Regions from separate parts of the Mus musculus genome. Here region 1 is linked to region 2. The links are chromatin loops, found by intact Hi-C in ENCODE. Cell type or tissue: left cerebral cortex. All regions are shown on one strand. Each heading gives the region's core, and the rest is flanking DNA. Links, peaks and the distances in the headings are about the cores only.

Region 1 (5,378 bases), core at 281-5,280, 52 kb after region 2:
CAAAATTACTGTTATCTTCTCGTCCCTGTTCATTTTGTTGAGCCTTAATGTTCGGTGTGTGTGTGTGTGTGTGTGTGTGTGTGTGTGTGTGTGTGTGTGCTGAGCCTTTTGTTCTTCCACATTACTGAAAGCATTTAGAAGTGGAGTCCCTGCCTGTTCCTGGGACTGATGGGGTGGGGGTTTGTTTGTTCCATATTCATGGGCTTCTGATAATCCACTTGGACTTCATCTATCAGGGTTTCCTTTCCAGTGAGGAAAGATATTGAGTTTTAAATTGTTTTATTGTGATTTTATAGGATATGGTTAGCAGACATACTTATAAAACTATTTTAGGGATCTATTTTATTTATTTTATGTATGTGAGAACACGATAGCTGTCTTCAGACACACCAGAAGTGGGTATTGGATCCCATTACAGATGGTTGTGAGTCACCATGTGGTTGCTGGGATTTGAACTCAGGACCTCTGGAAGAGCAGTCAGTGTTATTAACCACTGTGCCATCTCTCCAGCCCATAAAGCTATTTTTATATTGCTTTAAAATATCTTGTGGTATCCAAGCACACAGGAACTGTCTTAATATTCTGTGGGCAAGTACGTTAAAGAGCTGACGTTCTGAACAGATTTTCTGGATCTTCTTTTTCCTCCCTCTCTCTACCCAGGCTTTATGATAAAGTTTTAATTAAAAAAGTTTATTTTCTTCCCTAAAAAATGGCTTTTTGCAGCCTTGGAGAAGACTACCTACTGTTTTTGTTTTGTTTTGTTTTGTTTTGTTTTGTTTTGTTTTGTTTTGGTTTGGTTTGGTTTGGTTTGGTTTGGTTTGGTTTGGTTTGGTTTGCTTGGTTTTTTGTTGATGTGTTAACATGACAGATTGCATTGATAGATTTCTACAGTAGTCTTCATTACAATAGTGGACATGAATCATGTTTTATGATACCTGACACTTGAGCCCTTCCCCATGTAGTGGGGACTACCCATCTTACCTCTGTTGATAAGAGACAATCTATCTCCAGCTACAGATCTGAAACTCCTGCTGGTCTTTTGTTTTCTTCAGTGGACATGAGACCAGGTTTGACCAATCACATGTTCCTTTGAGAGATTTCTGGTCTGAGCGTGGGATCCAGAGTGGTAGCGTTGGTGGTAGTTCCCTGAACAGTTGGCACAGTGACAGTGTTATCTGTCGCCATGGATAGGCGACTTCTGTTGATCTGCCTGTTTTCTGGGCCTGATCACCAGACACCCTAACATTTGGTGAGTGACTGAACATTACATCAGTCTGTGTATGTTCCTACTTAAATGCATATGAACCAGGATATGTTGTTTGTGATTACAATGGTCATTCTACAAGTATTGGTAAGAGAAATCATATTCATTGGCTTAGTAGTTGAAACTACCATGGATTTAGGGGCCAATATTTCTATGTGTAGACAAGATAATTCTGACCAGCCCCTATGTTTGTATTTCCTAATCTGAGTTTAATGTCAAGTACGTACTAACTTTTCATCTTGTCACGTTGAAATTTTGAACTTACGATCCACCTGCCTCAACTTCTCAAACAGCTGGCATGTGTCACCATACCCTGTTGACAATATTTCTGTGGGGAAAATCCCATTGGTAGAATAACTATAGCAAGTAGTTGCTGCATTTTTGTGCTTGGTAGATGCTGTCAAACTGTTATTCAAAGACTTTTGCCAATTTAAATTCTGAGCCACACTATATACTGCTGCTTCTTTCTCTCCACCCTTGCCAACGCAGAGGACCTGTCACCAATATGTTCCTTTATTTTTATTTTTATTTTTTTTATGGACGAATTAAGCATCCTTACATATGTTCAGGATATTTTTCTCCAGCTCTTTCTTTTTCTGTGGAACTGTCTGTTCGTGTTTTGGACTAGACAGTTGATTTCTCTTCTTTTAATTTGGGATGTCTTGGTAGAACCTCTGACCCAAAGTGATCTGATGATCTGCAGTTTAGACTCAGTTGCCTTCTCTGCTAATTGTAATGGCTGCTGGATCTGGAGCAGCCCTTCCTTCAGACTTCTAGGGGAAGAAGGGAGCACAGGGAGGGAGCACAGAGAGGGAGCACAGTGAGGAAACAGAGGAGGGAGCATGGGGAGGGAGCACGGTGAAGGAGCACTGCTTCTACTTCCTAATTCAAGACATTGGCTTTCCAGCCACATCCAGCCATTGAGAAAAGGCTTTTACTGAAGTCTGGGTAGAAGGTTCCATATTGCCTATTAATAATCACTGTTCCATGAAATAAAAATATTAAATATTAAAAAAATAAAGTATAACACAACTGAATGTGTGTAAAAAATAATAATAATCACTGTTCCGCAAACCAATAAGAAAATGTTGCACAGATATATGTTAGTATTTTAATGATTTCAGTAGATTATATGAGTAGACTAGATTCTCATATTGTGTCAATAGTCAGAAATCTGCTTCCTAAACTTCAATATTTATAATCTTATTTTCAATTTCTTTTAGGATTTTAACGTTAAGCATAGACAGACAGAGTTTTCATATGTAGCCTTTGCTAACCTGGAATTCACTGTGCGTATCAGGCAGAACTTGAACTCACAGAGACTCGCCTGCCTTTGCTTCCTGAGTGCTGAGATTAAAAGTCTTCACCACCATGCTTGGCCCCATTTATATATATATATAATGATGGTGGTGGTGGTGTGTGTGTAGAACTCACTCTGTAGACCAGGCTGGCTTTGAACTCAGGCAGGGATCTGCCTGCCTCTGCCTCCTGAGTGCCAGGATTAAAGGCATGCGCCACTACCGGGAGGCTTGAGGTTTTGTTTTGTTTTTTTTTTTTGGGGGGGGGGGTGTTTTAATGTTTCTTCTTATGTTTTTATTTATTCTCTGAGAATTTCAAACAATATATTTTTATCATCAACTCTACATTTCAATGAGTAAACAATTTCCCTTTTGACAAAACCCACATAAAGGAAATCAAAGTACGCGTTGCCCAGCAAGTCTTGATTTGGCTGGTGAAGAGCGCCCTCTAGGGGATGCAAAAATAGAAGCCGCACCAACGGCAGCAGCAAGATTTGTTGTTTGCTTCTGCTGGTTTGGAACAGGTTGGTTTCAGGCCTGGGATTCGTTGGAATCTTTTTAGACAAAGGGCCCATGCTGGTAAGGGTAACATTGGTAAGACTAATGATGCCCTCTTTGTTGGCTCGTGGCAGTCACAAACGGTCATGGGATCCTGGTTAGCTATAAATGTCAACTTAGCAGAGTCCTCTAAGAGGAGACCCTAACTTGAAGGGTGGCCTAGATCAGATTGGCCTGCAGATATGTCTGTGGGGGTGGTCTCAATTGTTAACTGATGTAGGAGGGGCCAGTTCACCGTGGGCGGCACTAGTCCCTGCACAGGGGTCCTAAAGAGTAGAAAAGGCTAGCTGAGAATAAGCCTGCCTGTGAACCAGCAAGTTTCAGTCTCCATGGTTCCTGCTACACTTGTTTGCAGTGAAACAAGACCTTTGGTTGGAGGTGATGCTGTGTGGAAGAGCAAGCAGGCTGCCTTCAAATTCCTGCCCTGACTTTCCTCAGTGATGCAGTGTGGCTTGGGTTTGTGGCCTAAAATAAACCTTTCTTCCCTAAGTTGCTTTTGGACAGAGTATTTTACCACCACAACAGAAATGGAACCGGAACACAGGGGGAAATATATATATACCTGTCACTCACAGGAAGGTAATCTCAGTCCATGTTAAGGTAGGGCTTTGCCAGTCCTGTTTGCCTGCGATATTTGCCTACAACAGGGTTTCAACACTTTCTGAAAGATGAACAACCCTCCAGAACAGAAGTTCTGAGCTTAGTGTTGCTTGGAAACCATGACTACGCTCTCTGACCAACGCTCTCTGACCAAGGACAGGCATGTGTCTATGATCTGTGACTTCGAGGTCTGTGCTGAGAACATGAAGGTTGATTTATTTAACTGGCTCAGACAAATGTATTCACGCAATACTTATTTAGTGAGCACTCATTATGTTCCGGATACCATTGCAGGGGCTGGGGTCACAGCAGTGACAACACAGGCAAGATTCTAGCAGCTGCAGACAGTGCTGGGTGCAGAGATGAACCGAGCAGAGATGGGAGTGGGGGAGGATGCTAGGATGGAGAGGAGACCTCAGTTTCATCCATTTGGTGAAGGACACTTCAAAGGGGTGAAGAAGGGAAGGGAGCAGACAACTGGAAGATGGCCATGTCCAGCCGTGTCCAGCCTGTGTGAGGAATACCATAGCTACCTTAATCATACGGAAGCCATCCCTTACTGACCAATGACATATTTCAGTCTGAAAGCTCTCAAAACCACCCAATAGCTAGCAAGAAACAGAGCATATCCAAGAGGGCAAAATGAGATCAACTTTGGGGACACTGGTGTGATTCTTTTTAGCCTGGTCCTGTTATGGTTTGGTTAGATCCCTTTGTATGGTTCTCAGATTGCTCACTGTCTTAATCTTTCTTGTGTGAGGTACATTGATGGCGTTGCCCTGGTCTTTCCTGAGTCTGGTTGAGGTGTGTGTGTTGGGGGTACTGTCACCAATATCTCTGGCCCTATCTGGATCACTGCCATATTTACTGGCTTGTTTGTATATGCTCTGGCAGGAGTCATAGTAACTGTCACTCTTAATGTTACCCCAAACATAAAATGGACCTCTCAGGTCCCAGGCTGTACAATTAATTGGATTCTGTGGTGGAGTAGCCTCGGGTCCTGAGAAGTCTCAGCTAGATATATGAATCAGGGATGGGGTTGCTGAAAAAAAAGAAGAAAAAAAAAAGGCTTTGCTGTGGCAACGTTGCACTTGACCACACACGCTGGAGCTCATATCTGTATTGATAGAATTCCTGGCATCTTTCTGGCCCAGGAGAGGCAGAAGGCTGTCGGGACAATTTTTCATCTCCTCTCGGGTCTTAGAGGGAGCCTGGGGCTTTCTGACCCACCCCATCAGGATACAGCAGCAGGATCTATACCTCTTAGCTATAGTCTAGAACTGGCTCCCAGCAAGGAAACATCCCCGTCTCCCCAGCAGCAGGGCATCCCACGGGCATGTGGGACGGTGGGTCACTGAGGCCCTCTGTTGTCCGAGCTGAGAACCACATGAAAGATCTGAATCTAAAGTGTCCCACAGCATTTTCATGGATTGGGTCACTTAGTCCTTGTCCTTGACTTTCTCCTGTTGTGTATCTGTGCCCAGAGAACTGGACACCACAGACCAATGATTCTTCCTGATCACTGCGGATCCCCTAAACCAGCAGAGTTATGGTTGTAATGCTGACCACAAGCCTGTCGCCTAGGACGTAAAAGGCCAGTGAGACGCCGAACTGTGCACACCTTGATCATGTTCTCTGGCAGCTCTTTGTACTCCAGG
Region 2 (5,378 bases), core at 264-5,263:
CTGACCCCACATCCCGGGGCCCCGCGGGTCCTAGAGTTCTGGAGCACCCGGGCCGAGACGTCCAGACAGCGCTTTCTGGGAGCTCCGGGAAGCGGGAAGACCGTCCCGGGCACCCCGCCTTTCTTCCCAAGAGAACGCACGCCCTGCATCGCGCTTTCCAGTTCCTCCTGCTCCAGCGTCCTCTGGTCCTTCTTTCTGTCTGTGTCTCTGTCTTTGTCTCAGCCTCTCAGGCTTGCTTGTCCTCTCATCAGATATTTGTGGTCCTGCCCCTCGGCTGCTGGACTCCCAGGTTCTGCCTCCTTCCCTGCCTCAGAGTCCATCAGAGCCTCCCCTGGCTGCCCCATCTGTGTTAGTCTTCAACCCTGATCCTCTCTCCTGTTTGCCTGGCTGAGCTGCTTCTTTGGGGTCCTCTCAGGCTTCCCAGCCTCTGCCCTGACACCAGCAGACTAGTCCAGTGAGAAGCTGTAGTCGCTGTGGCCAGGACGGGGGTCCTTGAAGTAGTTGCTGTTCTCTTCAGCTGTAGTTCCTTACCAATCCCAAGGAACGATATGCCCCTCTCCCAGTCTGCATGATTTCAAGAGCCTGTCTGTGTAGGGTTAATGTAAGGTGGATCGTTAGGTACAGATTAGATCAGATGCAGGGTAAAGAAGATGGGAGCAGAACTCTAAGGTCAGTCAAAGGCTGAGAAAGGGAAGGCTGGAAGTGATTGTCTGCTGGGTTTGGAGTGAGTGAAGAGAGACAGACGCTAAGTCTCCAGCAGCCTCCTATGAAAAGCTAGGGCACCCACAACTCAGCTCCAGTACTGTTCAGAGGTCTCACCGGGTTAACTGACCCCCATCTATGGCATGCATATATATCCATCCATATCTATTTACTCTGCTGACATAAGACCTTTAACTACATGGCACCTTCTCTGAGGCCAGCCCCTCCACCTTGCTGTCTCACTGGGATGAGTGAGGATCTCCTTTCCGTTCTCAATCAGGAGACTTTGAGGGCTGGCCCTTTAAGAACCATAGTCTAGGACCCTGGGTGTCCACCTGGGCTCTAGTTTCTCTTGGGCTAGAAACTATCCCATAGAGACTCCCCCCTCTCTGTGGTGGGTCTTTCAATGTCCCTACTCTGGGAATCCAAGGCTCAGAATGGGAGCCAGACCCCTGAGTGTGTAACTGCTACGGCCTCAGCTACTACAGTATTGGTCTCCTAGGAGGTTTGTGTAGGCCCGTTGGTTTATGTAGGATTTGGCAATGGCTGGAACCCCTGCCCTCTGCCTGGGTCCCCACTCGCACCCTCCCTGTCTTCTGCTGAGTTTGGTAGGGGCCCAGAGCCCATCTTTAGGCAAGATTAGGGCAAAGCCGAGACACAGACCTTTGGGGGTAGCCCAGGAGTTTCTCAGCCGAGTCAGTGACATCACCACCCTCCTCATGACTCCTGAGTACCTGGGAAGGGGACGTGGGGAGGTACAGAGTCAGAGGGGAAGCTGGAAATAAAAGGGGGCAGCCACTCTTTGGTTCTACTCTCTCTTCCCTGTTTGTCTGTCTCTCTATCTCTCTGCAGGAGCTGGCCCCCTTCTCATCTCTCTTCCTGTCTGTCCTTTCCCGGCCCCTGTTTGCTCCTTTCTTTGCCTTTGCCGCTTCTGTCCTCACCCCTCGAAGACCCCAGTCTGCTGGACCTAGCCGTCCCTTGGGGGGCCATGGAATCCCTGCTTAGGTTCCTGGCACTGCTGCTGCTGCGGGGTGCTGTGGCCGAGGGCCCGGCCAAGAAGGTGCTGACCCTGGAGGGGGACCTGGTGCTGGGTGGGCTGTTCCCAGTGCACCAGAAGGGTGGCCCAGCAGAGGAGTGTGGACCTGTTAATGAGCACCGTGGCATACAGCGCCTAGAGGCCATGCTTTTTGCACTGGACCGCATCAACCGCGACCCCCATCTGCTGCCTGGGGTGCGTTTGGGCGCGCACATCCTCGACAGCTGCTCCAAGGATACACACGCCCTGGAGCAGGCCCTGGACTTTGTGCGTGCCTCACTCAGCCGTGGGGCTGATGGCTCACGCCACATCTGTCCTGACGGCTCCTATGCTACTCTCAGTGATGCTCCCACAGCTATCACCGGTGTCATTGGCGGCTCCTACAGTGATGTCTCCATCCAGGTAGGTGGGAATCACCCAAATGGGCACTAGGAAGTGAGGCTGGAAAGGGTGAACCAGTGATCCTGATGAGTAGGGACTTCCAGGACAGGTGCATCGAAAAGGGTGCATCTTTCTTTCAGTAGCTTCTTATAAGATGGCCAGAAAGTTCCCTGGCCATATAATAGGGTTGGTTTCTAGAGAATGTGTAAGAGAAACTTCTCTTGTGGGGAAAGGAGAGAAAACAGAGCCATCATGTTACACACACACACACACACACACACACACACACACACACACACACACACACACACACACCTGATATTCAATGTCCCAAAAGGCTTATGAGGCGGCTTCTGAAATCAGCCTTCAGGACTGAATTCTGGCTCCCATCGTACATGACTCTGGGCAAGATCTTTCTTCCTTCCTTCCTTTCTTTCTTCCTTTCTTTCTTTCTTTCTTTCTTTCTTTCTTTCTTTCTTTTTTTTCTCTATGTCTCAGCTTCCCTTTTTATAAAATAGGATTAATAATACTTTCTACTTTTAGGTTCCCAGTAGAAATTTAATGAGAGGACAAGCATGTATCAAAGAGCCAGGCAGGTCATAAGGGCACAGTCGGGATGAGCTGCCGTCAGTATTAACCCATTTTATAGACAAGGAAGGAGCTTCAGAGAGAAGCAGCTCATAAATCAATGTGCAAAGCAGGAAGCAGGAGTTTCAGGAGAAATCAGGGCTCAAACCCTACTCAGACCGCTTCTGTCTGGACTTGACAGAGTAGACAAATAGAAGCCAGGAGCAGCCAAAGAAACAAGGCATTGGGTCCAGGAGGAAGAGAAGTTGGGGGGAGCATTGATGGGAAGGGCACCCTAAGATCTTCAAGTGATGCAGAATTTGAGGGAAGAGGAAGGGACACCACCACTAGCACCTGATTTTCCACAAGGGGTCAGCAGAGGGTGCTCTGCTAGGCTCCCACTATGGCCCTGGCTGACTTTCTTCTCTACTCTCTGGGCTCACTTGGCAGCTTTGGCCTAGGTGGGATCTTTCCCCCTTCCTGACTGGGTCTCCTCTCACCCATGTCCTCTCCTGTCTGTGTCTAGTGTAGGTGCAGAGAGATCAGAGCAGAACTGGAATCAGGGCCCCAGGGCTATCTGGGGACCTCGGTGAGAGAGAGCCTCAGTTTCCTTAGGAGATTGGCTGAGGTCATTGCTGCAGAAGTGGGACTTAGGCCCTGACCTCGGTTGATGGTTTAGGAGAGATGAACCCTAATCAAGAACCATGGGATATAGGTGGGAACTCAATTACCTGTCCTGCTAATCCCAACTGCTAGAGGTGGTTAAGTAGCTGCTGAGATGGGTGTGGCTGTGGCAGCGTCTGTAGCCTTGGCTTTGACGGGGACAGGTGGGTAGCCTCCTATGGCTGTCTTCAGAGGACTCTGGAGTGCTTTACCAGCAACCCCCTTTCACAGTTTTCCCTAGGGCCCCGTGTGTGTGTGTGTGTGTGTGTGTGTGTGTGTGTGTGTGTGTGCGCGCGCGCGCGCGCATGTGTGTATCTAGAAGCATAGTCACTTTGCTATCTCAAGCCACCTCTTTCTCTAGCAGGGTCACCCTTTAGAGTCAAGGCTGCTCCCCCCCCACCCCAGCCTGGTCAGCAGAGGCTCAGTTTTTAGTCCTCAGATTCTGCTGGCCCATGAATGTGTCCCCCTCATTCCAGCCACCTCTATCTTGCACATATCGCTGTCAACTCCCGCATGCTAGACACTGGTGCCGCCACATAGATCCCTGTAGCTTGTGATTCAAACATGAGAATCCCACAGTGCAGGGAGATTTTTATTAGAGGGGTACGGAGGGAGAAAATGTGTGAGGAGATGAATATTTAAACTCTAGACCATTGGAGAGCCTATATCCCAGTTGTGGGGTCATAGCCCTCTTCTGTAGGGCCTGTGCTTTCATTTACCCACCATCTGGGGCTCTCAGATGAACCCCATTTTCCTGGCTATAGGGACCAAAAGTTAAGAAATGAGGTGTTATGCAGTGAGTGGTAGAGTAGAGAACCCTTGTTCACTTTAGGATTGGGCATCCAATGGAGACCAACTTGGGCTTCCAAGGCTCTGTGACCCTTGGATCTAAGCCTTTCTTCCTGGGGTGACTTTTGTCCAACTTCCCATGAAAATTGTCACTAAAGAAGGACTGCCTGTACTAAACACACACACACACACACACACTGAGAGAGAGAGAGAGAGAGAGAGAGAGAGAGAGAGAGAGAGAGAGAGAGAGAGAGAGAGAGAGAGATTGGCATCTTTGAGTATCCCAGATGACTCCTGCTGTCTCTTTATGCTGGTGCAGCCAAGTGCTAATCTCTCTCCATCCCAGGCCATTCTTTGTTCCCCTTGCCCTGCATCTGGTTCGGATGCAGCACATGGTCCTGGGTGTTCTCCCCCTCAATCCTTAAGGGAGGAAAGAAACCCTCTATCCTCAGCTAGAAGACACATCAAGTTCAGACTCAGGTCTTTACAGGTAGGGACCTCTCAGAACTGACCTGTGGTCCCCAGGTTCCATAGGTATGGGGGATGCACCTGACTAATGCTTGCTTCACTCTGGTCTCTGACCTTTCTGCTCCCTACCCTTGCCCAGGTGGCCAATCTCCTGCGGCTGTTCCAGATCCCACAGATCAGCTATGCCTCCACCAGCGCCAAGCTGAGCGACAAGTCCCGTTATGATTACTTTGCTCGCACCGTGCCCCCAGACTTCTTCCAAGCCAAGGCCATGGCTGAGATTCTCCGCTTTTTCAACTGGACGTATGTGTCTACGGTGGCATCTGAGGGTGACTATGGAGAGACAGGCATTGAGGCCTTCGAGCTCGAGGCTCGGGCACGCAACATCTGCGTGGCCACTTCGGAGAAGGTGGGCCGTGCCATGAGCCGCGCAGCCTTCGAGGGTGTGGTGCGAGCCCTGTTGCAGAAGCCCAGCGCCCGTGTGGCTGTGCTCTTCACCCGGTCAGAGGATGCCCGTGAGCTGCTTGCAGCCACCCAGCGTCTCAACGCCAGCTTCACCTGGGTAGCCAGCGACGGCTGGGGGGCCCTAGAGAGCGTGGTGGCAGGCAGTGAAAGGGCTGCCGAGGGCGCCATCACCATTGAGCTGGCCTCCTACCCCATCAGTGACTTTGCCTCCTACTTCCAGAACTTGGATCCCTGGAACAACAGCAGGAACCCTTGGTTCCGTGAGTTCTGGGAGGAGAGGTTCCGTTGCAGCTTCCGGCAGCGAGAC

The links. A loop is a pair of places that touch in the nucleus more often than their neighbours do. Peaks named below come from ENCODE experiments on the same cell type or tissue, not always from the same donor. Only the 100,000 strongest peaks of a DNase experiment are listed, where the experiment ranks them.
Region 1: a loop joins it to region 2, with 6 times the contacts of the local background. A loop is called at or near these places in 23 of 42 quality-filtered maps.

The regions. Positions count from the first base shown.
Region 1 is chr9:106,598,391-106,603,768 of GRCm38, reverse strand. All of the region lies in intron 2 of Gm39420 (a long non-coding RNA gene), which reads left to right. Among named protein-coding and RNA genes, the nearest start is that of Gm39421, 21 kb to the right of the region's middle. In left cerebral cortex, for the core only: CTCF peaks have their summits at 3,022 (motif pointing left) and 5,066; DNase peaks (open chromatin) are centred at 1,718 and 3,022.
Region 2 is chr9:106,650,601-106,655,978 of GRCm38, reverse strand. Grm2 (glutamate receptor, metabotropic 2) reads left to right here. Exons shown (of 6, transcript NM_001160353.1): 2 at 1,555-2,140; 3 at 4,746-5,378. The coding sequence starts at 1,691. Among named protein-coding and RNA genes, the nearest start is that of Grm2, 2.8 kb to the left of the region's middle. In left cerebral cortex, for the core only: a CTCF peak has its summit at 3,055 (motif pointing right); a DNase peak (open chromatin) is centred at 3,026; H3K4me3 peaks cover 2,940 bases; H3K27ac peaks cover 1,994 bases.